Regions from separate parts of the Homo sapiens genome. Here all the other regions are linked to region 2. The links are chromatin loops, found by intact Hi-C in ENCODE. Cell type or tissue: heart right ventricle. All regions are shown on one strand.

Evidence for each region. Hi-C counts contacts between places; a loop is a spot of excess contacts. Peaks named below come from ENCODE experiments on the same cell type or tissue, not always from the same donor. Only the 100,000 strongest peaks of a DNase experiment are listed, where the experiment ranks them.
Region 1: a loop joins it to region 2, with 5 times the contacts of the local background. A loop is called at or near these places in 5 of 110 quality-filtered maps.
Region 3: it touches region 2 in a loop (8-fold over the local background); 21 of 110 quality-filtered maps call a loop at or near these places.

Annotation. Positions count from the first base shown.
Region 1 is chr16:28,535,508-28,543,507 of GRCh38, forward strand. NUPR1 (nuclear protein 1, transcriptional regulator) reads right to left here and starts at 3,467. Exons shown (of 3, transcript NM_012385.3): 1 at 3,289-3,467; 2 at 2,499-2,648; 3 at 1-2,162. The coding sequence starts at 3,400. The coding sequence ends at 2,512. RefSeq lists an enhancer at 2,261-3,460. In heart right ventricle, no CTCF peak of the experiment used is centred here; DNase peaks (open chromatin) are centred at 3,554 and 7,676; H3K4me3 peaks cover 2,748 bases; H3K27ac peaks cover 2,909 bases.
Region 2 is chr16:28,612,107-28,620,106 of GRCh38, forward strand. LOC107984835 (a long non-coding RNA gene) reads left to right here. Exons shown (of 2, transcript XR_007065036.1): 1 at 1-527; 2 at 3,232-6,880. LOC124903674 (a long non-coding RNA gene) reads right to left here and starts at 2,425. Exons shown (of 2, transcript XR_007065047.1): 1 at 2,098-2,425; 2 at 1-1,862. It also overlaps a transcript of SULT1A1 not described here. RefSeq lists enhancers at 323-823, 1,071-1,621, 1,622-2,171, 3,160-3,734. In heart right ventricle, a CTCF peak has its summit at 3,983 (motif pointing left); a DNase peak (open chromatin) is centred at 3,955.
Region 3 is chr16:28,487,322-28,495,321 of GRCh38, forward strand. It overlaps CLN3 (CLN3 lysosomal/endosomal transmembrane protein, battenin), which reads right to left and starts at 4,753. Exons shown (of 16, transcript NM_001042432.2): 1 at 4,699-4,753; 2 at 4,393-4,514; 3 at 4,161-4,239; 4 at 1,969-2,065; 5 at 1,270-1,341; 6 at 341-420; 7 at 135-220. The coding sequence starts at 4,438. APOBR (apolipoprotein B receptor) reads left to right here and starts at 7,322. Exons shown (of 4, transcript NM_018690.4): 1 at 7,322-7,417; 2 at 7,778-8,000. The coding sequence starts at 7,361. RefSeq lists enhancers at 4,635-5,424, 4,764-4,963. In heart right ventricle, a CTCF peak has its summit at 4,216 (motif pointing right); DNase peaks (open chromatin) are centred at 4,200, 4,770 and 6,960; H3K4me3 peaks cover 3,065 bases; H3K27ac peaks cover 3,653 bases.

The sequences.
Region 1 (8,000 bases), 77 kb before region 2:
TTTCTTTCTTTCTTTCTTTCTTTCTTTCTTTCTTTCCTTCTTTCTTTCTTTCTTTCCTTCCTTCCTTTCTTTCTTTCTTTCTTTCTTTCTTTCTTTCTTTCTTTCTTTCTTTCTTCTCTTTCTCTCTCTTTCTTCTTTTTCTCTCCTTTCTCTCTTTCTTTTCTTTCTTCCTTCCTTTCTTTTCCTTCCTTCCTTCTTTTTCTCTTTCTTTCTTTCTTTCTTTTTCAATACATGGTTTCACTCTATTGCTCAGGCTGCAGTGCAGTGGCACCATCATGGCTTACTGTAGCCTCCAACTGGGTTCAAGGGATCCTCCAACTTCAGCCTCTGAGCAACTAGGACTACAGGCATGAGCCACCATGCTTTGCTAATTTTTAAATTTTTGTAGAGACAGGGCCTTGGTATGTTGCCTAGGCTGGTCTCGAACTCCTGGCCTCAAGCGATCCTCCCTCCTTGGCCTCCCAAAGGCTGGAAGGCTGAGGTGGGCAGATCATTTGAGGCCAGGAGTTTGAGACCAGCCTGGCCAACATGATGAAACCCCATCTCTACTAAAAATACAAAAATTGGCCAGGCGTGGTGGCTGACGCCTGTAATCCCAGCACTTTGGGAGGCCAAGGTGGGTGGATCATGAGGTCAAGAGATTGAGACCATCCTGGCCAACATGGTGAAACTCTGTTTCTACTAAAAATACAAAAATTAGCCAGGCATGGTGGCAGGTGCCTGTAGTCCCAGCTACTCAGGAGGCTGAAGCAGGAGAATAGCTTGAACCCAGGAGGCGGAGGTTGCAGTGAGCTGCGATCATGCCACTGCACTCCAGCCTGAGCAACAGAGTGAGACTCTGTATCAAAAAAACAAAAAAACAAAAATTAGCCAGGCGTGGTGGTGCTCACCTGTAATCCCAGCTACTCAGGGGGCGTAGGCACGAGAATTGCTTGAACCCGGGAGGCAGAGGTTGCAGTGAGCCAAGATGGTGCCACTGCACTCTAACCTGAGCAACAGAGTGAGACTCTGTCTCAAAAAAAAAATTGTAGAGATGGGGTCTTACTATGATGCTCAGGCTGGTCTCAAACTCCTAGGCTCAAGTAATCCTCCCACTTCGGCCTCCTAAACTGCTGTGATTACAGGCATGAGCCACTGCTCCCAGACTTTAGTTTTTGTTTGTTTGTTTGTTTTGAGACAGAGTCTCCCTCTGTCACCCAGGCTGGAGTGCAATGGCACGATGTCGGCTCACTGCAACCTCTACCTCCTGGGTTCAAGCGATTCTACTGCCTCAGCCTCCTGAGCAGCTGGGATTACAGGCACCTGCCACCATGCTTGGCTAATTTTTGGTATTTTTAGTGGAGATGGGGTTTCACCATGTTGGTCAGGCTGGTCTTGAACTCCTGACTTTGTGATCCACCCACCTCGGCCTCCCAAAGTGCTGGGATTACAGGCGTGAGCCACTGCCCCCGGCCCTGGCTTTTAATATTTTAAATCTCAGTTTTCTCTGACTTTTAGATGGCACTCATAAGTAGCGTTCCCGTCTATGAACAGGACACAATCAACAAAAACAGGTGCTGGGGAGGGCCGTGTTTCATGGGCAGTATCGCAAAAAAGCAGAAGAAATTCCTTTCCACTACGTAGGAGCCCACAGAAATGTATGCACTAAAATATATGCAAGCAAAAGCAAACAAACCAAAAGCTGCATTCACAGCGTAGACCCTGCAAGAGCAGGAACACTCCCTGCCCCAGATACATACACCAAACACAAATACACATCAAAGATGCTCTCTCAGGCTCATGAATGTGCAGGCACAGGCAAGCACACACATGCCCGAACAAAAACACACAAAGAACAAGGATGAACACACACCCAAGCTGTGGCTGCCGTGCGTGTCTATTTATTGTTGCTGCCACCCTGGAGGAGCCCCAGTTTCTTCTGTAGCTTTCTTTTCTGGGGGATCTTCCTGGCTCTGCCCCTCCATTCCCAGCCTCTCACTCCCCATCTTGCACTTTTGCTAGGGTTGGAGGCGCTTTCCTGGTAGCCCCTCAGAGACTCAGTCAGCGGGAATAAGTCCTAGGGGTGGGGGGTGTGGCAAGCCGGCCTGGATCCTGTCCTGGGTCCTCCTTCCTCCGCAGTCCCGTCTCTATTGCTGGGTGTAGTGTCCATGGTCTGGCCTCATCTGGGGGGTGAGGAAAAGCAGGTGGTAAAAGGGACAGAGATCTGGGTTCTAATTCTGCCTCTCCCACTCACTTGATTTGTGACTCCAGGGAAGGACCCACCCTCTCTATCCTCAATTTCTGTCTCTGTAAGTCAAATTTCCCTTCAATTGGAAAGGTTCTGTGTTCCCACTTTGCTCTGGCCACTAGGAAACTCACAATCAAACATATGTCTCGTTTTATTCTGCATCAAGACAACAGTTGCCTGATCCCTCCTCCCCACCCAATCACACACCTTCCGGCCTGTCCTTCATGGCAGAAGCACCACCTTGAGCTCTCTGGGCCCCCCGACTCCTTACCTCCAGCTCTGTCTCAGCGCCGTGCCCCTCGCTTCTTCCTCTCTGAATTCTGCAGCTTGGTCACCAGTTTCCTCTCGTGCCCGCCAGGGCTGGGGCGGTTGGTGTTGGCAGCAGCTTCTCTCTTGGTGCGACCTTTCCGGCCTCCACCTCCTGTAACCAAGGCAGGAGTCAGAGGTGAAGTGGGCATAGGCATGATGAGAGGCCCTGTCAGAGGAGAGGCAGGGGTTCAGGGTTGTGGGGATGGGAAGAGCAGGGAGAAGCCTGCTGCTTCCCCTCTGTGGAATGTGGGACCCCAGATGTGTGTGAGGTCCCAGGCTGAGTAACATAGCACTCCTGGGATAAGGGATTAGACAGGGGTGACGTGAGGGTCCAAGGAACAGGTTGGCTAGAAAAGGGTGAGTGGGCTGGGCAGGGTGGCTCACTCCTGTAATCTCAGCACTTTGGGAGGCCAAGGCAGGAGAATTGCTTGAGCCCAGGAATTTGGGATCAGCCTGGGAAACATAGTGAGACCCCATCTCACCACTGCAGGTGGTGTACACCTGAAGTTCCAGCCACTCAGGAGGCTGAAGCAGGAGGATCACTTGAGCCCAGGAGTTCGAGGCTGCGGTGAGTTGTTTGAGTTGTTGTGATCACACTACTGCACTCCAGCCTGGGTGACAGAGTGACTCTCTCAAAAAAAAAGAAAGAAAGAAACGAAGAGGAAAGGAAAGGAAATGAGAGGAAACAAGAGGGGTGGGTCCTGATTTCGGGAGAGGAGGAAGGACCGTGGAGATGGCTGAGTGGGCCTTACCGAGGTAGGAATGGGCCAGGCTATAGAGGTCAGATTCATCCAGGCTGGAGTCCTCGTCCTCCGGGCCTGGGGGCTGCTGGGGGGCGCTGGTTGCTGGTGGGAAGGTGGCCATCGTGCCTGGCTTGTCTTCCCTGCCTCTCTTCTTCTCCTAACGCTTTGTCTGTCTCTGCTTTCCTGGCCCCGGGCCTCTCCACTCCCTCAGCTTATAAGGCTGTGTCTCCTCCTCAGACCACAGTCTGGCTCCAGCCCATCAGGCCCTGTCTGATGCAATCTGGCCCCTTCCCAAAATCCAGCCCAGTAAACACAGTCATGAGACGGGAAGAGTCGGTCCCTGAGTCCAGCCCAACTCACCTCCTCCCTCCCAGGCTCACCCAGCTGGATATTTTCCATAGAGGAGGTCCCGCTTCTCGGCAGAAAGCAGGGAAGAGGCAGGATCTGGGCTAAAACACTCGTTGGGATCATGGCCTCACCTGATCGAGGGCTTCACCTGGGCCTGGGATGACGGCCACACAGCTAACCCCGGCACCCCAATTCTCGCTGAGATGCAGGACGTGAGGAAGGAGGGGGAAGGGATATCAGCACACTTGTGCCAGGGACAAGTCAGTGGCTTCCACCCAGTCACACTCAACATCTTGCTTGTCTTCTTTTTTTTTTTTGAAATGGAGTCTCTGTCGCCCGGCTGGAGTGCAGTGGTGTGATCTTGGCTCACTGCAACCTGCAACCTCCTCCTCCCAGGTTCAAGCAATTCTCCTGGCTCAGCCTCCCGAATAGCTGGGATTATAGACATCTGCCACCATGCCTGGCTAATTTTTGTATTTTTAGTAGAGATGGGGTTTCACCATGTTGGACAGGCTGATCTTGAACTCCTGACCTCAAGTCATCTGCCTGCCTCGGCCTCCCAAAGTGCTGGGATTACAGGCATGAGCCACACCCTTTTTTTTCTTTTTTCTATGAGAAACATCTTGGAAAACCCCTTAATATCCTGAAACAGGGTCCCCAGTAATGTAATCTCCCTCACCTAGGAGGAGGGTGGCAGAGGGTTGGAGAGTTCAGGGTCTGGAGCCAGTTGCCCTCAGTTCAATCCCCTGACCCACCACTTTCCGTGTGACCTTGGGCGAGTCCCTTCACCTCTCTGTGCCTTGGTTTCCAATTCTGTAAAATAAGGATGATAATAATTGTATCTTCTTCCTAGAGTTGGGGAGAGGATCAAATGAGATAATGTTTGAAAGACACATGCTACAGTGCCCGGTGACAGAGGGAGACCCTGTCTCAAAAACAAATTATAATAAAATAATATGTATTTCAAAATATGGATGTACTGAGGCAGAAGACACAATGAGGCCGAGCGTGGTGGCTTATGCCTGTAGTCCCAGCACTTTGGGAGATCCACAAAGTGGGTGGATCACCTGAGGTCAGGAGTTCAAGACCAGCCTGGCCAACATGGCGAAATCCCATCTCTACTAAAAATACAAAAATTAGCCTGGTGTGGTGGCAAGTGCCTGTAATCCCAGCTACTCAGGAGGCTGAGGCAGGAGAATCGCTTGAACCTGGGAGGGAGAGGTTGTGGTGAGCTGAGATCGAGCCACTGCACTCCAGCCTCAGCAACAGAATGAGACTGTGTCTGAAAACAAAAACAAAAACACAAAAAGCTGAACTTCTGCTTGTGTTTCTCCCTTGCCTGAGCCGGAATTGAATTTAGCCTTTGTTTTCCCAGATTTGGATGATGTATGAGTTCCTTAACACCCAGGAAATGAAAGTGAAGACAGGATACTTGAATGAAAACAGGATTGGGCCAATAATAACAGACCAGGTGATCAGAGAAAGAGGAAAATAATCTTAAATTAAGCAAAGATTGGCCTAGTGCGGTAGCTCATGCCTGTAATTCCAGGGCTCTGGGAGGGTAAGCTGGGAGGATTGCTTGAAGCTGGGAGTTCAAGGCCAGCTTGGGCAATAGAGCAAGACTCCATCCTTTTTTTGTTGGTTTGTTTGTTTTTGTTTTGAGACAGAGTCTCACTCTGTCACCAGGCTGGAGTGCAGTGGTATGATCTCGGCTCACTGCAACCTCCGCCTCCTGGGTTCAAGTGATTCTCCTGCCTCAGCCTCCTGAGTAGCTGGGATTACAGGCTTGTGCCACCACGCCCGGCTAATTTTTATATTTTTAGTAGAGACGGGGTTTCACCACGTTGGCCAGGCTGGTCTCGAACTCCTGACCTCAGGTGATCTGCCCGCCTCGGCCTCCCAAAGTGCTGGGATTACAGGCGTGAGCCACCTGGCCAGTATCTTTTTTATTTGTTTGCTTTACCATTATTTGTCCCCACTGGCATGCAACCGTTGGTTTAGTTTAGTTAATGGTTAAAGGAGTAGGCTCTGGAACAGGGCTTCTCAGGTCTAAAGCTTGGTTCTGCCCCCTAGTTAGCTGTGTGCTCTTAGACAAGCTTAGTCTGCATGTTTGTTTACTCGTCTATACAGTGGGATTAATGGCACCTAGGCTGGATAAGGTGAGGCACACCTGCAATCCCACTGTTTTGAAAGGCTGAGGTGGAAGGATCACTTGAGGTCAGGAGTTTGAGGCTGCGGTGAGCTATGATCGTGCCACTGCACTCGAAAAAGAAAAAGAAAAGAAGGTTGGGGCCGGGCACGGTAGCTCACACCTGTAATCCCAGCACTTTGGGAGGCCGAGGTGGGTGGATCACGAGATCAGGAGTTCGAGACCAGCCTAGCTAAAATGGTGAAACCCCGTCTCTACTAAAAATACAAAAATTACCTAGGCGTGGTGGTGTGTGCCTGTAATCCCAGCTACTCAGCAGGCTGAGGCAGTAGAATCGCTTGAACCCAGGAGGCAGAGGTTGCGGTGAGCTAAGATCGCGCCACTGCACTCCAGCCTGGACGACAGAGTGAGACCCGGTCTCAAAAAAAAAAAAAAATGCTTAGCGCAGTGCCTAGAAGATAATCAGTGTGCAATAAATGCTTGCTATTTTAATTATCATTATTCTCGGGGCAGGAATCTTGCCTGCCATATTGTATCCTCAATGCCTGGCACTCAGTCTGAGCTCAGTAAATGTCTAGTTGAATACATGAGGCTCTGCTAAGATCAGTGTTGCTTGCTCAGCTTCCACCTGCTCTGCAATGCAGGAACTGAGAGGCGAATTGTAGCCTCACAGGGGACCACAGAAACACTGTGATTGTCCCAGATGGAGCCAGGGAAGGAGGTCTCCCTGGCCTTGATCTTACAGGTGCTGGAAGAAAGAAGCCTATGAGAGAAGGAGGAAGGGCATGGTGGCTCACGCCTGTAATCCCAGCACTTTGGGAGGCCGACGAGGTTGGGTGGGTCACCTGAGGTCAGGAGTTGGAGACCAGCCTGGCCAACATGGTGAAACCCCGTCTCTACTAAAAATACAAAAATTAGCCGGGTGTGGTGGCGGGCACCTGTAGTCCCAGCTGCTGGGGAGGCTGAGGCTGGAGAATGGCATGAACCCGGAAGGCGGAGCTTGCAGTGAGCCCAGATCGCGCCACTGCACTCCAGCCTGGGCGACAGAGCGAGACTCCATCTCAAAAAACAAAACAAAACAAAAAAAAGGGCCAGGCGCGGTAGTTCACGCCTGTAATCCCAGCACTTTGGGAGGCCGAGGCGGGTGGATCACCAGGTCAGGAGTTCAAGACCAGCTTGGCCAACATGGTGAAACTCCGTCTTTACTAAAAATACAAAAATTAGCTGGGCGTGGAGGCATGCACCTGTAATTCAAGATACTCGGGAGGCTGAGGCGGAAGAATCTCTTGAACCCAGGAGGCAGAGGTTGCAGTGAGCCGAGATCACGCCATTGTACTCCAGCCTGCTGGAACCCCTCTAGCATGGATCTGCAGGGCTCTAGACGTGGCTCCATCTAGACGTAGAGGTGTGCTTTTTGTTACAGGAACAGCAGATTTGTATGCCTGCTGCCCTGTCACAGCCCTATTACACTGGACAGCAGGGATGCAGTAGAGAGAGTTTCATGATCACAGGGCACTGTGCAAGGGGATAGGAGGAGACCTGCGAATGCATCTCCCCAGGGAATTCTGGGATGGGGCTTTTAAGGGGATTATGGAGGGTGAGAGGCTAGAAAATTGGGGTCATTGGTCAGAGCAAGGGAAATGAAATCATCATGATGTGAAAAAGACATTTTTGGGGAGTTAGCTCCTGGTGGGGTCCTTCAGGCTGGCGGAGTCAGTCGCTTCACCGGCACGCAGGACCTGAAGGAATTTCTCAAAAGTAACATTTAATGTTTCATAACGTTCAAGTTGCTATCTCTAGTGCAGTTAAGGGGAACTATGATCTTGTAACCAGGTCTACGTGATTCTAGAACAGCAGGCACCAGACAACTAAGAGGAAGCAGATCAGGGGGCAGCTGACCTCATGATCAGCGCTGGGTGTGCTGCAAGCCTGGCTTGTTTCCATTTCTCCTCTCTGTTCTCTGATTAATTGCATGAGGTTTACAGGGATGGTTTCATTTTCCCATCCTCAAGCCTCCAGGTGCATGTAAAATCTGCCACGAGGAAGTTTATTTTCTTCCTGCTTAGAGTTACACCTTCGTGACGTTGCTAGGCACACCTATGACAACCCAGCGCCATCAGCTTGGAGTAAACGCAGAGGGCTGGGAGCTCCCAGGAGGGCACCTAACCTCTCTGGAGATAGGGAGATGAAGGCACACTTCCTGGAGGAGGTGAAGCTTGTTTTC
Region 2 (8,000 bases):
CTGGAGGGGATTAGGGACACTGAGCTCCAGCAGGGCTATCCAGTGTGCCTGCAGAAACAAGGTTGGTCACAGGCAGCCCAGGACAGGGAGTGGGGTAGGGAGGCTGGGGCCAAAGCCCACTCACGTCTTCTAATTCCGAGTCTTCCACTATTTCCCCCGTGCTCATCCATCACAGCCAGATCAGGTCACCCAAAGCAGTGACGCCTCACAGCTACCAAGGCATGGGGCCAGAGAGAGAGACAGAGTCAGGCATCACAAGCCCCCTCCAGGCTCAGCCCTGAATACCAAGATCAGGACACGGCTGCCCCGGCCTGGATTGCACAACTGGGCACCCTCTTCCCAAAGCTGGACCAGGCTGGGGCCGGGGGACTGCACTCAGCTAGGGCATTGGCCCTCTAGGGGCAGAAGCTGCCCTGGTTCTTCCGGAAGGAACTCCTCTCACAGGCAGATCACGTGGGCTCTTAGCCAACAGCCAGGGTTGGGGCAACACAAGGGCCCCGCTTCATCCTGTCCCAGGCAGCAGGCAGGTAAGAGACAAGGAGGGAGAGGCAGCTGGCAGCAACCCCTCTATGCAGCAGGCACTGTTCCGGGCATTACACAGCTCCATCCCGTGAGGCAGAGGTGACTGTTATTTGCATCTTACAGATGAGGAAATGGAGGTGGGGGTTTAAAATCCTTGCCCCTGGGACTAAGCTGGTGCAGGTCCTGGGAGCATCAGCAGTGATTGATTGAGTCACAGCCTCACCACTGCAGCCAGACCTGAACTTCCTCACAGCTCAGCAACACCCAGCAGGTCACTGAATGTCCCCAGGGCAAGTCCTCTACTCACTCACTATTAGCGGGTGCTCAGTAGAAGGCACCCGTTTTCCATTATTTTATTAACTATTTCTTGGCTATCGTCTCTGTGCAGGACTTTGTTCTACAGCAGTGACAAGAGCTGCCCTCGGGCAATGTAGTGCAAAGGTTGGGGTGGGAGAGACTAACGAGAGTCATAAAGCACCTAGCCGGTGAGATAGTAAGTATTCAGGTAAAGAAGCAGACGGGGAAGTACACAAGAGGTGCAATTTTATTTTATATTTTTAGAGACAGTTTCTTGCTCTTTTGCCCAGGCTATAGTGCAGTGGAGCGATCAGAGCTCACTGCAGCCTCCAACTCCTGGGACCAAGCGATCCTCCCACCTCAGCCTCCCCCCGTAGCTGGGACTACAGGCATATGCCACCATGCCCGGCTTCTCAGAGCTGCAATTTTAAATCGGGAGATAGAGAAGACCTCCCTGTGGAGGTGGCAGGTTATCAAGATAGGTGTAGAGAAGAACCTTCCAGTCAAAGGGAAAAGGCAGGTCCTGCTGTGCTCAGGAATGGCCAGAAATACTATCATCCCCATCTTAGAGACGGGGACAGGGCCGCAAAAGTGTCAGGGCGTTTCCTGGCTCCTCAACAAACAGCTGGATCCGAAGTGGTCTGGGGGATGAGCCGCCCTGCCTGGGGCGGACCTCCCCTGGAGCTCAAGGGCTCGCAGGGCGCACAGGCCTCTTGGGCCCCGGGTCCGGCTCAGGCTCGGGCTTGGTGCCAGCAAAGGGACCTGCGCGGTGCCCTGGGGCCGGGGAGGCCCGAAGGCCATCGCCCGTGCGGCGCGGCGCATAGAGGTCCCGGCGGAGGTCGGGGTGCAGCGGGAGTAGGAGGCGCGCCTATGGAGGGGGTTCCAGGCCCACTCCAACAGCGGCAGGATACGGAGGAGTTAGGGCGGCTCCAGGCAGGGGGGCGGACCCCAAGCCCTTGCCCGCCTGCCGCCGCCTGGTCTCCTTCCTTACCCGAAGGGTTGCCACGGCGGGCGGGAAGCCGTGCACGACGAGCACTTTCTCCCTGGGGAGGAGAACGGGGGTGTCCCTGTGAGCCCTGCCGCGCCCAACCGCGGGTCCCCTCCAATTCCACCCGAGAGCGGGGTCCTCACTGCCGGCTTCAGCCTAGCCCCAGGCCCTGCCCCTAAATGAAGTCACGCCCCCTGCACCTGCCCACCTCAGGCCGCGCCTCCAGCCCAGGTACCCACCTGTCCCCCCTCTTCTCTCTCCTGCGCTCCATCCGACCCCAGCATGCCCACCAAGACCCCTACGCTGGCCCGCATCCTGGATCATCACCTCCGCCCCAGCCAGCTCCTCCCCGGAGTTCCACCGCCAAGATTCCCAGGGCACTGTCTCCCCGTCATGCTCCTCCTCTGTGACAGTCCCGTCCCCACCCTGGACTCCCCACCCATGTCACAGGCATGCCCTTCCCTCTCATCAGGCTTGTGCCCAGCGGGGTCCGCCTCCTCCAGGAAGCCTTCCTCCTGGCACAGAGACCCTTCCGGTCTCACCAGGAGTGCAATGGCCCGATTTGGCTCACTGCAACCTCTGCCGCTGCCCCCTGCCCCATCTTTCAAGCAATTCTCCCGCCTCAGCCTTTTGAGTAGCTGTAATTACAGGCACGTGCCACCATGCCCGACTAATTTTTGTATTTCTATTACAGACGGGGTTTCACCATGTTGGTCAGGCTGGTCTCGAACTCCTGACCTCAAGTGATCCAACCGCTTTGGCCTCCCAATGTGTTGGGTTTACAGGCTTGAGCCACCGCGCCAGGCCTGGGCCCTGCCTTTTGTGTGGCCCCCATTGTGCTGCTGGACCTGACAAGCAGGGCTGACAGTGAACCCCATATAAACGTGGCCCTGATGACGGGGGTTCAGGCCGTAGAGCAGGTAGATGCTGAAGAAGCGCCCCGGCCTAGCCGCGACTCCCGTGGAACTCTTTGAATTTTAGGAAATTCTCCTTAAACACACTTCTGGTTCAGCACCGACATCAAGAAGAGAGCCTCTCCACCACCTGCAAACTCACTTTGTCCCTCCCTGGTTCTTCCCGCTGGGCGCCCACTATGCTGCGGTCTCGCCCATCTGTAGCTGAGCCCAGCAGCCCCTGTAGGACACCTGGCCGAACGGGTCACAGTCCTGCTGGGCTCACTCGGGAGATGGAGGCTCCCAGGGGCTCCTCCAACAGCCCCAGGGCTGCTCTCTGGTCACTGCACCTGCCTGGGCTGCCACTCTGCTTCTCATCTGCACAGCAGGAGAAAAACTCCACAGAGCGTGCTGTGGGCGGGGCCGGCTGTGCAGGGAGCACCGGGTCCTTGCCCTGCCCCTGTCCTCCACACTCCCCTACAGGGACTGTGCCCCTGGCTGCATCCTGCATTTTCCTCCTTTTGTCCACAGGTATGAGGTAGATGACATTGATGAAGAAGGCAAAGCGTGAGTGTCCAGGCCAGGGCAGGGCATGGAGCCTGGGGGCAGCCTACCAGCTGGGAAGGAGCATCCCCACCCGGCCACAGGTTGACACAAGCCCCTCTACCACCAGGAGACACACCGTGAGCTTGCGCCGGATCATCCCGCTGACCCGGTGGAAGGCCAACCCCGAGACAGACCCCGAGGCCTTGTTAGTCAAGGAGAAAACCATGTTCTCAGGATGCTGTGACCTTGGTGACAGCACGGCCAACACAGGAAGCCTGGGCAACACAGGCAGTTGGGCCCGGGTGACCACTACCACCAATATGCAGAGACTGGTAGTGGCCCCGAACGTCGGGCTGCGCTGTTATTTATTGGATACAAGGCTGAAGGGTCAGGGTAAAGAATGTGAGTCACCTCCAATGATAGGTAAGGTCACGTGGGTCACGTGTCCACTGGACAGGGGGCCCTTCCCTGCCTGGCAGCCGAGGCAGAGAGGGAGAGGAGACAAAGAGAAAGACAGCTTATGCCATTATTTCTGCATATCAGGGACTATTAGTATTTTCACTAATTTACCACTGCTATCTAGAAGGCAGAGTCAGGTGTACAGGATGAAACATGAAGGTGGACTAGGAGTGTGACCACTGAAGCACAGCATCACAGGGAGACGCTGGACCACGATCCGCCTGGTAACGGGCATCTTCCCAGATGCTGGTGTCACCGCTAGACCAAGGAGCCCTCTGGTGGCCCTGTCCAGGCATAACAGAAGGCTCGCACTCCTGTCTTCCGGTCACACCTCACTATGTCCCTTCAGCTCCTATCTGTGTATGGCCTGGTTTTTCCTAGGCTATGATTATTGAGCGAGGGTTATTATAATATTGGAAGAAAAAGTAATTGCTACAAACTAATGATTAATGATATTCATATATAATCATATCTAAGATCTATATCTGGTATAACTATTCTTGTTTTATATTTTATTATACTGGAACAGATCGTGTCCTCTGTCTCTTGCCTCGGTGCCTGGGTGGCTTGCCGCCCACAATTCTCCTGACTCAGCCTCTTGAGTAGCTGGGATTACAGGCGTGCGCCACCATGCCTGGCTAATTTTTTGTATTTTTAGTAGAGACTGGGTTTCACCATTTTGGTCTGGCTGGTCTCGAACTCCTGACCTCAAGTGATCTGCTCACCTCGGCCTCTCAAAGTGGTGAGATTACAGGTGTGAGCCACCATGCCAGGCCAGTTTTATTTTTTTAAATACAGACAGGGTCTTGCTATGTTGCCCAAGCTGGTCTCGAACTCCTAACCTCAAGGGATCCTCTCGCCTCACCCTCCCAAAGTGTTAGGATTACAGGCATGAGCCACCACACCCGACGTACTTCATTATTTCTTATGTGAACTTGGCTACAATAACCCCCCACTCTGGTTTCCTCTGCTGCAATTACCTAACCGTGAAGTGCAAGATCCTCAGCTCCGGGTGTTCAACAGTCTCCAGGATCCAAACTCATTCCAAGTTGCTCAACAAATACTCTGTGAACACCAAACTGCCTGTGGTTTCTCCCCTCTGGGCATACCGTGGTGCTTTACACATTGTCAACTCTACTCAGCTCTTCTGCCCCTGGAATGACCTGTCCCCCAGTATGTGCCTAACTCCAGATCTTTTTTTTTATTTTTTATTTTTTATTTTGAGACAGGGTCTCGCTGTGTTACCCAGGCTGGAGTGCAGTGGTACAATCATAGCTTACTGCAGTCTTGACCTCCTGGGCTCAGGAGATCCTCCCACCTCAGCCTCCTGAGTAGCTGGGACTACAGGTGTGAGCCACCATGACCAGCTCATTTTTGTATTTGTGGAGATGAGGTTTCATCGTCATATTGCCCAGGCTGGTCTCAAATTCCTGAGCTCAAGCAATCTACCCACCTTGGCCTCCCAAAGTGCTAGCATTACAGGCATGAGCCACTGGTGCCTGGCCCCAGCAAGACTTCCTTGATCCCCACTCCCACACCTCCTCGCTGTGCTGAGTACCCATGGGCTCTGAGAGCATTTCTCATCGAACTCTAGTTAATGACTTGTCTATTTATCTATCTATCCCACTAGACTCTAAGTCCCTTTAGGACAGAATCTCTGTTTTATATGGTTTTTTGGGTATCTTCCACTAACACCTAGGACAGCACCTGGAAGACAGTTTCTTTTCTTTTCTTTTTTTTTTTCTTTTTGTGACGGAGTCTCCCTCTGTTGCCAGGCTGGAGTGCAGTGGCACGATCTCAGCTCACTGCAACCTCCGCCTCCCGGGTTCCAGCAATTGTCCTGCCTCAGTCTCCTGAGTAGCTGGGATTACAGGCACCCGCCACCATGCCTGGCTAATTTTTGTATTTTTAGTAGTGACGGGGTTTCACCAAGTTGGCCAGGATGGTCTCAATCTCTTGACCTAGTGATCCGCCTGCCAAAGTGCTGGGATTACAGGTGTGAGTTGTCGTGCCCGGCCGACAATTTCTTATCACAAGAAATCTTCCCAAAAAATCTCCAAATGGGCTGGGCTTTAGACTGCTGGTATACCCTCTTTCTTTTCCTGAGGGTAGATGAGACTCACTCATTGTAACCACTGTTTTTTAAAACAGTATGCAAATATTCCTGCGGTTTTGTTCATTTACAAATCCCTGCCTGAAGCTTCTTTCTTTCCCAATTCTACTTCCTGCTCTTTTTTTTTTTTTTTGAACCAGGGCCTCACTCTGTCACTCAGGCTGGTGTGCAGCGGTGCAATCACAGCTTATTGCAGCCTTGACCTCCCAGGCTTGCAATCCTCCCATCTCAGCTTCCTGAGCAGCTGGGACAACAGACGCTTGCCACTATGCCCAGCTAATTTATTTTATTTTTGTAGAGATGGGGTCTCACTGTGTTGCGCAGGCTGGTCTGAAACTGCTGAGCTCTACCGATCCTCTTGCCTCAGCCTCCCAAAATGCTGGGATTACAAGTGTGAGCCGGCTACTTCCCGCTCTTTTTTTTTTTTTTTTTTTTTTTTGAGACAGAGTCTCGCTCTGTCGCCCAGGCTGGAGTGCAGTGGCGTGATATCGGCTTAGTGCAACCTCCGCCTTCCGGGTTCAAGTGATTCTCCTGCCTCAGCCTCCCAAGTAGCTGGAACTACAGGCTCGTACCACCATGCCCTGCTAATTTTTTTATTTTTAGTGGAGACAGGGTTTCACCATGTTAGCCAGGATGGTCTCGATCTCCCGACCTTGTGATCCACCCGCCTCCACCTCCCAAAGTGTTGGGATTACAGGCGTGAGCCACCGTGCCCGGCCTAAATTTTGCACTGGACTGGACTATATATATTTGTGCCGAGCAAACAGTAAAACCGCTGATTTGTTTTGAACCTTGGAGTAACCCTTGGAAACCTTCTCCTTCACTATCAATACCTTTGTGATGTTAAAGTTCTTTTCACCAGGACTCCGCAGAATGCTCACCTGAAAACATTGGCTCTGAATGTGGGAATGATTCCATTAAGCCACTCACAGTCTACCATCCTTATTTTGCAAATAGAATCCCAAATTTACAAAATAAATTGTCCCTTTGGCTGCAAAATTTACAAAATAAATTCTGATCATTAATAAGAGTTAATATAATAAAGTCAGAAATCATTGAGAACATGGACTAAAATTCAGAGATATTATTTCATTTCTTTTTTTCTTTTTGAGATGGAGTCTTGCTCTGTTGCCCAGGCTGGAGTGCAGTGGTGAGATCTTGGCTCACTGCAACCTGTCTTCAGATTCAAGTGATTCTCCTGCCTCAGCCTACTGAGTAGCTGGGATTACAGACATACACCACCGTGCCCAGCTAATTTTTGTATTTTTAGTAGAGACAGGGTTTCACCATATTGGCCAGGCTGGTTTCAAACTCCTGACATCAAGTGATCTGCCTGCCTCAGCCTCCCAGGTGTTGGGATTAGAGGCGTGAGCCACCGTGCCCGGCCCAGAGAAAGTATTTCTTTCCAATTCATGAGAAGTATAGACACTCTTAAAGCCTCTCCTCATACATCTATCAAAATAACTTTAAGATTTCTCTGTCAAAATATTGGACCCTTCTGCCAACCAAACTGGAGCTCTAATTTAGGAATAGTTTAATAAAAATGTACTTAATGTTGAGGTGGGAGAATAACTGGAGCACAGGAGTTTGAGGCCAGCCTGTGCTACATAGTGAGACTCTGTCTCTATCAAAAAATTTAAAAATAATTAGCTGGGTGTGGTGGCACATGCCTGTAGTCTCAGCTACTCAGAAGGATGAGGTGGGAGGATCGCTTGAGCTCAGGAGGTCCAGGCTGCAGTGAGCCATGACCATGCCACTGCATTCCAGCCTGGGTGACAGAATGAGACCCTGTCTCAAAAAAAATTTTATTAAAAAATATATATATACATATATATATATAGACACACACACACACACAAAGAATCCTGATATGATTATACAAATGTATCAAATCATCACATGTATTCTGAAAATACATACATATATGTGTCAATTAAAACATTTTAAATCTTTATAAATATGTACACAGAAAGTATATATTTTTGTGGATCTATGTACATATATATACATATACACATATATACACAAAAAGTTACTGATTGTATATGTATATATATTGTATTGTATATTGTGTGTGTGTGTGTGTGTATATACACACACAAAAAGATACTGATAACATTTTCAAACGCCTGTCTTACCATATAGGTGTTCCAGAATTTCTGTTTCAGGTCCAAAAATATGT
Region 3 (8,000 bases), 120 kb before region 2:
GCTGATAGCCCTAGCAGGCTTCTAAGGGTGACAGAATGAATCCCTTTCCTCTGGGAGGCTGGGGAGACTCTTCCCACAAATGCTCTGATGTGGTTCCTCGGGGCTCCCCATCTGACACAGAACCACACACTCACCACACAGGCTGGTCCCCACAGAATGAGAAAAGGCAACCAGGACGAAGCTTCCAGCAGCACAAATCCCACTGACGAGAACCCGGGGGCTGAGGGGGTGAGAAGGGAAGGGAGGGGGAAGGTCGGTCTCTACTCTCAGCATCTCAGCCATCCCAGCCTCCCCTTTCTCAGCTCCTGCCCACCCTGCCTCCCACTACCCTCACCCAGACCTGTAGGGCAGCAGGTGAAGGCCAAGAGGAGCCAACAATTTGATGACGAGTGTGGGGAGGATGTCCGCCAGGAGCACAGCCTGGGACAGGAGAATAGAGTGAGACCGCAGAGCTTCCAGGGGACAACCCTCCCAACCACGTGGCCAAGGAGAGGCAGGAGCTGGCCAAACAGGCCTGCTACAAACACAGGCTCTGGAGTCAGGCACGCCTGGGTTCAAGTCTCAGCTCTCCCACTCCTTAGTTGTGTGTCAAGAGTTTATACTCTCTGAGCTTCAGTTTCCTCATCTGGAAAATGGGAATATCATAGCACCTAGCTCACAGGACTGCTGTGTGGCTTAAATGAGCTAATATATGGTGCAGACAGAAAGGACTCAGAAACTATATATATATATATTTTGAGAGTGAGTCTCATTCTGCCACCCAGGCTGGAGTGTAGTGGCTCGATCTTGGCTCACTACAACCTCCACCTCCTGGGTTCAAGTGATTCTCCTGCCTCAGCCTCCTGAGTAGCTGGGATTACAGGCGTGCACCACCATGCCTGGCTAATTTTTGTATTTTTAGTACAGATGGGGTTTCACCATGTTGGCCAGGCTGGTCTTGAACTCCTGGTCTCAAGTGATCCATCCGCCTCAGCCTCAGAAATTATATTAAGGTCTCAATTATTTTATATATATATATTTTTTAATTTTTTTCTTTAAGATGGGGGTCTCACTATACTGCCCAGGCTGGTCTCAAACTCCTAGGCTCAAGTGATCCTCCCACCTTGGTCTCCCAAAGTGCTGGGATTACAAGTGTGAGCCAGTGCGCCCAGCCCAGGTCTCAACTGTTTTAATCATGACAGTCCCAGCTGGGTAGTGAAGGGCTGGGAGTGGGGTCTATAGACCCAGGGGCCCTGGGTCAGGCAAGGACCAGGTGAGATGAGTACGCACAGCCGTAGAGACAGAGTTGCAGTCAAATCGTGATGAGCTGTTGTGGGGGATCGGCGTTGGGCCTGGGTCCACCTAATGGGAGAAAAGCATGTCTTTCACCCTGGAGGCAGAGGGATAGACACACAGAGCCTGGCTCCCGTCCCAGCTCTGCCTTCACTTGAAGGATGGCTTTGGGTCAGCAGTGACTGACTTCTCAGGACCTCAGCGTCTCTGCATGCACAATGAAGAGGGGGTTTCCATATGAGTCTCACACTACTAGACCACAGGCCACAGATGGCCCTGTAAATGGACTTTGTTTAGATAACACATTCAAGAGCTTTCTTTTTTTTGAGATGGTGTCTCACTCTGTTGCCCAAGCTAGAGTGCAGTGGTGTGATCTTGGCTCATTGCAACTTCCACCTCCTGGCTTCAAGCAATTCTCCTGCCTCAGCCTCCTGAATAGCTCAGACTACAGGTGTGTGCCACCACACCCAGGTAGTTTTTGTATTTTTAGTAGAGTCGGAGTTTCACCATGTTGGCCAGGCTGGTCTCGAACTCCTGACTTCAAGTGATCCGCCCGCCTCAGCCTCCCAAACTGCTGGGATTACAGGTGTGAGCCACTGTGCCCAGCCAGAGACTGGAAACTTTACCCCACCTTGTCCCACCCCCTCATCTTCCCACAGGGACTAACCATGGTGGTGGTGGTAGAGAGTCACTTACATGGCTCTGGTTTCCCGATGTCCTCTTGTGGCTAAGGATGTCGTGGGCGGCACTCAGCATCACCACATAAGAGAAGTTGTTGCAAAGGCCCAGCAGCCTGGAAGGAGCAGGACAGGTCTCAACTCCCTCCTCATCCTGCAGCCATCTGTAGCCTTTGTGCCAAACCTTCCCTTACCTGTGCCCTTCAATCAGCCCCCTCTTTTTTTTCCCTCTATCACCAGATCCCATCCTCATTCAATGTTGGGGTCAAAAATACAGGCTTTGGTGCTTGGGCAAGATAGTGAGACCCCCATCTCTACAAAAAATTTAAAAATTAGCCAGGTGTGGTGGCTTGCACTGTAGTCCCAGCTACTTGGGAGGCTGAGGTGGGAGGATTGCTTGAGTCCAGGAGTCAGAGGCTGCAGTGAACTGTGATCATGCCACTGCACTCTAGCCTGGGTGACAGAGCAAGACCCTGTCACAAAAATAAAAAATAAAAAGGAAGAGGCCGAGTGCAGTGGCTCACACCTGTAATTCCAGCACTTTGAGGGGCCGAGGCGGGCGGATCGCCTGAGGTCAGGAGTTCGAGACCAGCCTGAGCAATATGGAGAAACCCCGTCTCTACTAAAAAATACAAAATTAGCTGGGCGAAGTTGCACATGCCTGTAATCCTAGCTACTCAGGAGGCTGAGGCAGGAGAACCACTTGAACCCGAAAGGCGGAGGTTGCAGTAAGCCGAGATTGTGCCATTGCACTCCAGCCTGGGCTACAAGAGCGAGACTCTATCTCAAAAAAAAAAAAAAAAAAGGAGAGTGGTCACAGAGAGTTTCTGGGAGAGGCCTTGGAGGCTGGAAGTGAATCCAAGTCTGTGATCCCAAAGCCCCTATGTCAGGGCGGGGCACGGTGGCTCACGCCTGTAATCCCAGCACTTTGGGAAGTGGAGGCAAGCGGATCACCTAAGGTCAGGAGTTCTAGACCAGCCTGACCAACATGGTGAAATCCTGTCTTTACTAAAAATACAAAAAATTAGCTGTGTCTGGTGGCACGCACCTGTAATCCCAGCTACTCGGGGAGCTGAGACAGGAGAATAGCTTGAACCTTGGAGGTGGAGGTTTCAGTGAGCCGAGATTGTGCCACTGCTCTCCAGCCTGGGTGATAGAGTGAGACTCTGTCTCAAAAATAAAATAAAATTAAAAAAAAAAAAAAAAAAAGCTGGGCGCGGTGGCTCACACCTGTAATCCCAGCACTTTGGGAGGCCGAGGCGGGCGGATCACGAGGTCAGGAGATCGAGACCATCCTGGATAACGCGGTGAAACCCCATCTCTACTAAAAATACAAAAAAATAGCCGGGCGTGGTGGCAGGCGCCTGTAGTCTCAGCTACTCCGGAGGCTGAGGCAAAAGAATGGTGTGAACCTGGGAGGCGGAGTTTGCAGTGAGCCGAGATTGCGCCACTGCACTCCAGCCTGGAGGACAGAGAGAGACTCCGTCTCAAAAAAAAAAAAAAAAAAAAAGGTTCAGGCCCGGCATGGTGGCTCATGCTTGTAATCTCAGCACTTTGGAAGGTTGAGGTAGGAGGATCACTTGAGGCCACGAGTTTGAGACCAGCCCAGGTCCCATAGTGAGACCCCCATCTCTATAAAAAAATATAAAAATTAGGCAGATGCGGTGGTGCACACCTGTAGCCACACCTACTTGGAGGCTGAGGTGGGAGAATCACTTGAGCCCAGGAGTTCCAGGCTGCAGGGAGCTGTGATTGCACTACTGCATTCCAACCTGGGAAACAGAGCAAGACCCTGTCTCAAAAAGAAAAAAAAATAAGATAAAATAAAATAAATTAAAAAAATAAAAAAGTTTTAGTAGTGATGCATTTATTTAAACGTTCACTAGGAAAACGCTGGTTTTCCAAGTGGAGTCGTGATTTAAAGTTTTCTTTTTAAAAATATGTGCACTAAAAAACGTTAAGGCTGAATTGGCTGGAAGAAAAAAGTAAATAATCCTACAGGTGGTAGGTATGAGGATCTTGCTAAATCCGGAAGGTGATAAGGAGTGAAGTTTGGAAATTTTACATGCTGCCCCTGGGGCAAACCAGTGGATTCAGTAAATATTTGTGGGTTCAGCTCCTTTGCGCAGCTTAACTCTTTCTTCCCCCTTTCCTCCGGTCACTTCCCTCTTCTCATGCCATTGTCACTCGCTGAAGTCTCAGGCCACTCACCAGAAGCCCACCGCGTTCTTCCAATGCGCGCCCTGATGGTCCAACAGAGGGAGCCGGGGCTCCGGGACGGTCTCCTCCCCTGGGAGAGCGAGAAGAGGGCATGACCCCCACCTACTCTCAGGTGCACGACCGCTCCTTGCGTGTCCTCCCGGGGCCGAGTCAGCTCTCATTCCCCTCAGGTGGGCTGCGAGCCAGAGGTGGTCGTTCCATGAGGGTGGGCGGGAATACTCACCCTCGGAATCCGAAAAGCGCCGCCGCGAGCCTGCACAGCCTCCCATCGCATCAAGTTCAGGTCCCCCGAGGGTCCAGGGTCATAGAGTGTCCAAAGGGGGCTCCCACGGGAGGGATGAGGGTCTGCGACAGGTGACAAGGATCAACGCCCGATTGCCGGTCCCAGCTCCGGCTTGTCTAGGGCACTCGCGCCCCGCGATCCATCAAGGAAGCTGGGGGCTCCATCTCGAGCGCCCTACGACCCACCACGCCCCACCCATCGTACTCTCCCCCGCCCCGTCTACAGCAGGGACCCTGAGGCCTGTACCTTTAAGAGCAGCAGAATGTTCTGCACTATGCAGAGGCCGTTTGTCGGATCACGTGACAGCACCCGCGTGTTCCCCCATCACGTGCTCAGAGGTTTTCCCTACTTCCGGGTCCTCTCTGTCTTCGCTTTGGGCCTTCTCGGCTTCGGAGCGTGAAAAAGGGAGGGGCTGGAGAACCCTGGAACCGCAGGTTTTAAACTGGAGCGGGTGGGAGCAGCAAGCAGAGCCGTGACCTTAGATCAGTGGCGCCCAAGACCGAGACAGTAGCCTGCCAGCACCAGTTATGACTGTGGGAGGCTTCAGCTCCTTTCCTTCAGCACTCACTTGCCAGAAACAAATATGGCCACCTGCCTACTCCCTTTTTTTTTTTTTTTTTTTTGAGGCAGGACTGTTTCTGGTTGCGAACAAAGACGACCAGCTTCAGGTCATTCTTATCCCCATCTGTTGACCTTACAAATTGTTTTAGAGACCTAAGTAAACATAACACTCATCTAAAGGGATTTCGTGAATGATCTATTGGCAGTATCCAAGATGTTAAGAGATCCCTATTTCCAAATTATCCTAGAACCAAAAAATATCACAGCACTTCAACCCCTGGTGTTACAGATGAGAAAACCAAGGTACAAATATATATATATATATATATAACAAAATTAGCCGGGCATGGTGGCGCATTCCTGTAGTCACAGGTACCTTGGAAGCTGAGGTGGGAGGATCACTTGTGCCCAGGAGGTTGAAGCTACAGTGAGCTATGATCACGCCACTGCACTCCAGCCTGGGTGACAGAGTGAGATCCTGTCTCAAAAAAAGAAAAAGTAAAAAATAAAATAAAAAAAATATATGTATATGAAAAAAATTGGAAAGTTGCTGACAATCATTCATACAATGTTAGACCTAAAGGTGACCTTAGAGACCTGTATGGTGATAAGAAATAGAGCACCAGAGGCAGGGAGCCATTGGGTTGGCTCCAGGCTGCTGCAGGATTCCTGCCTCCATCAAAGGTGGTGCTTAGACCAGATTTTTTTTTTTTTTTTGACAGGGTTTTGCTCTGTTGCCCAGGCTGGAGTGCAGTGGCAGGATCTTGGTTTGCTGCAACCTTGACCTCCCAGGCTCAGGTGATCCTCCCACCTCAGCCTCCCGAGTAGCTGGGACAGCAGGTGCGCACCACTGTGCCCAGCTAATTTTTGTGTTTTTTGTAGAGACTGGATTTTGCCACGTTGCCCAGGGTGGCCTCAAACTCCTGAGCTCAAGCAATCCACCTGCCTTGGCTTCCCAAAGTGCTAGGACTACAGGCGTGAGCCACTGCACCTGGCCAGACTAAATGATTTTAAGGCCTAAGATTCTGATGCTGTGATTTCATAGAATTGCCCTAATTGGAATAGGAAAGTGGGGCTGGGGAGGGGAGAAGGAGGGTATGGGGAAGAGAAGTAGAGCAAGGTCACTTTATGTAGTTCCAAATAAGGAATCATACCCTTACCTTCTTCTAGGTGGAAAGCGGCATCCTGCATTCTCTTCTTGTCCTTGGCCTCATCTCTGCTATGGGCTGTGCCACCTCTATATGCTCTTTCTCACCACCAGGCCTTCAGAATGCAGTTGGAAATGTGCCCTCTCGTCTGGGTGTGGTGGCTCATGCCTGTCATCCCAGCACTTTGGGAGGCCAAGGTGGGCAGATCACCTGAGGTCAGGAGTTCGAAACCAGCCTGGCTAACATGGTGAAACCCTGTCTCTACTAAAGATACAAAAATTAACCAGGTGTGGTGGCACGCACCTGTAATCCCAGCTACTCGGGAGGCTGAGGCAGGAGAATCACTTGAACCCAGGAGGCAGAGGTTGCAGTGAGCTGAGACTGCGCCACTACACTCCAGCCTGGGTGACAGAGTGAGACTGTCTCAAAAAAAAAAAGAAAAGAAAAGAAAAGAAATGTGCCCTCTCTAGTGTGCCTCCCAGGTCACTCAGCTGATGGAAAATGGAATCCTACTAACGTGCAGGGCTCTAGAAATTCAGCAGCGTTTCATACATGGCATCTGCCATCAAGGAAGTCACAGGAAGGTGGGAGGCAGACACAGATATCCACAATATAAAGTTTAGCCAAGTTCTTTTTTGCAAGCCTAATCATAGGTGAGGGGATGCACCCCAGAGCCACCAATCCGGCCCCTTCCGCCCCTGGGGGAAGCATTAATGACGCCGAAATGTGTCAGAGCTCCCACCAGCCCCCTCTTCACTGCTACTCTTTCTTCCCAGGCAAAACAGGAACCACAAACCCCAGCTTCCTCTTGCAGAGTGGCTGTGGCTTGTAGGGGAGGCAGAAATGGCTGAGGTGCGGATACGAGACCTGAGTCACTTGAGCTGCTGTTGCCACATGTCCCCTCCCTCTCCCCCTCCCCAGTTCTAAGGTCTCCTGCTCCCACTTTGTCCTTTCTGGCCTCTTGCTTGTCCTTTATTTCCAAATGTGCACCTGAGTCCCCTGTGTGATGTACACCCATTTCCCGGGCTGCAGTGGGGGCTACTGTGGGCATCAGGGGCCGTGGGCAGGGCCTGGGGTGGGGACGCATCAGGGAGACAGGGGAAGAGGAAGTGCCTTTGGTCCTGGGGAAGGTTGGCTTGTCTTGGTGGGTGGGGACGGTCATTATCAGCTTTCTGGACACACAGACAGAGACAGACAGGATGGACTTCCTCCGGCTATACCTCCCTGGGCTGCACCAGGCCTTGAGGGGGGCACTGGTGAGAAGGGCAGACAGCTGCCAGATACTTGCACCCCATTCCCTGGGGCCTCACTTCCGGGCACCTCCCCTGGGGCCTCACCTTTCCCCTCCTCCTTCTGATCTCCTCAAACTGGAGATTGCTTTCTCAGGTTCAGGCAGACTCCTGGCCTAATATTTTCTGAATTTCAGTCCCCACCTCCAACCATGCGTCCTCGTACCCCTAATCGATGCCCCTTCTGGCTCCTTCTGCAAATCCTCTTCTTCTCCTTTCAGATCCCAGTACCCTCTTCCTTAACCTGGGCTCCTCCAGCCAGGGCCCCCAGGGAAAGGGCTGGGACTCTCCTCAATGACTCTCCCCTCTCTCTCTCTTTTTTCCTAGGATTCCCTCGGCACCTTTGTCTCCTACCTCCTGGGAGATGCAGTCCCCACTGTAGAGCGGGAGGCGCAGGCGGCTGAGGAACTGGGGGTGGTGGCGGTGGGAAAGACAGGGAAGATTGTAGAGGAGGAAGCCCAGGAGGACCTGGAGGGCCTTAGAGGCAGCCAAAACGAGGGGGCTGGAAGGCTGAGAGGGCCTGGAGATGACAGAAGACATGAAGTGGGGA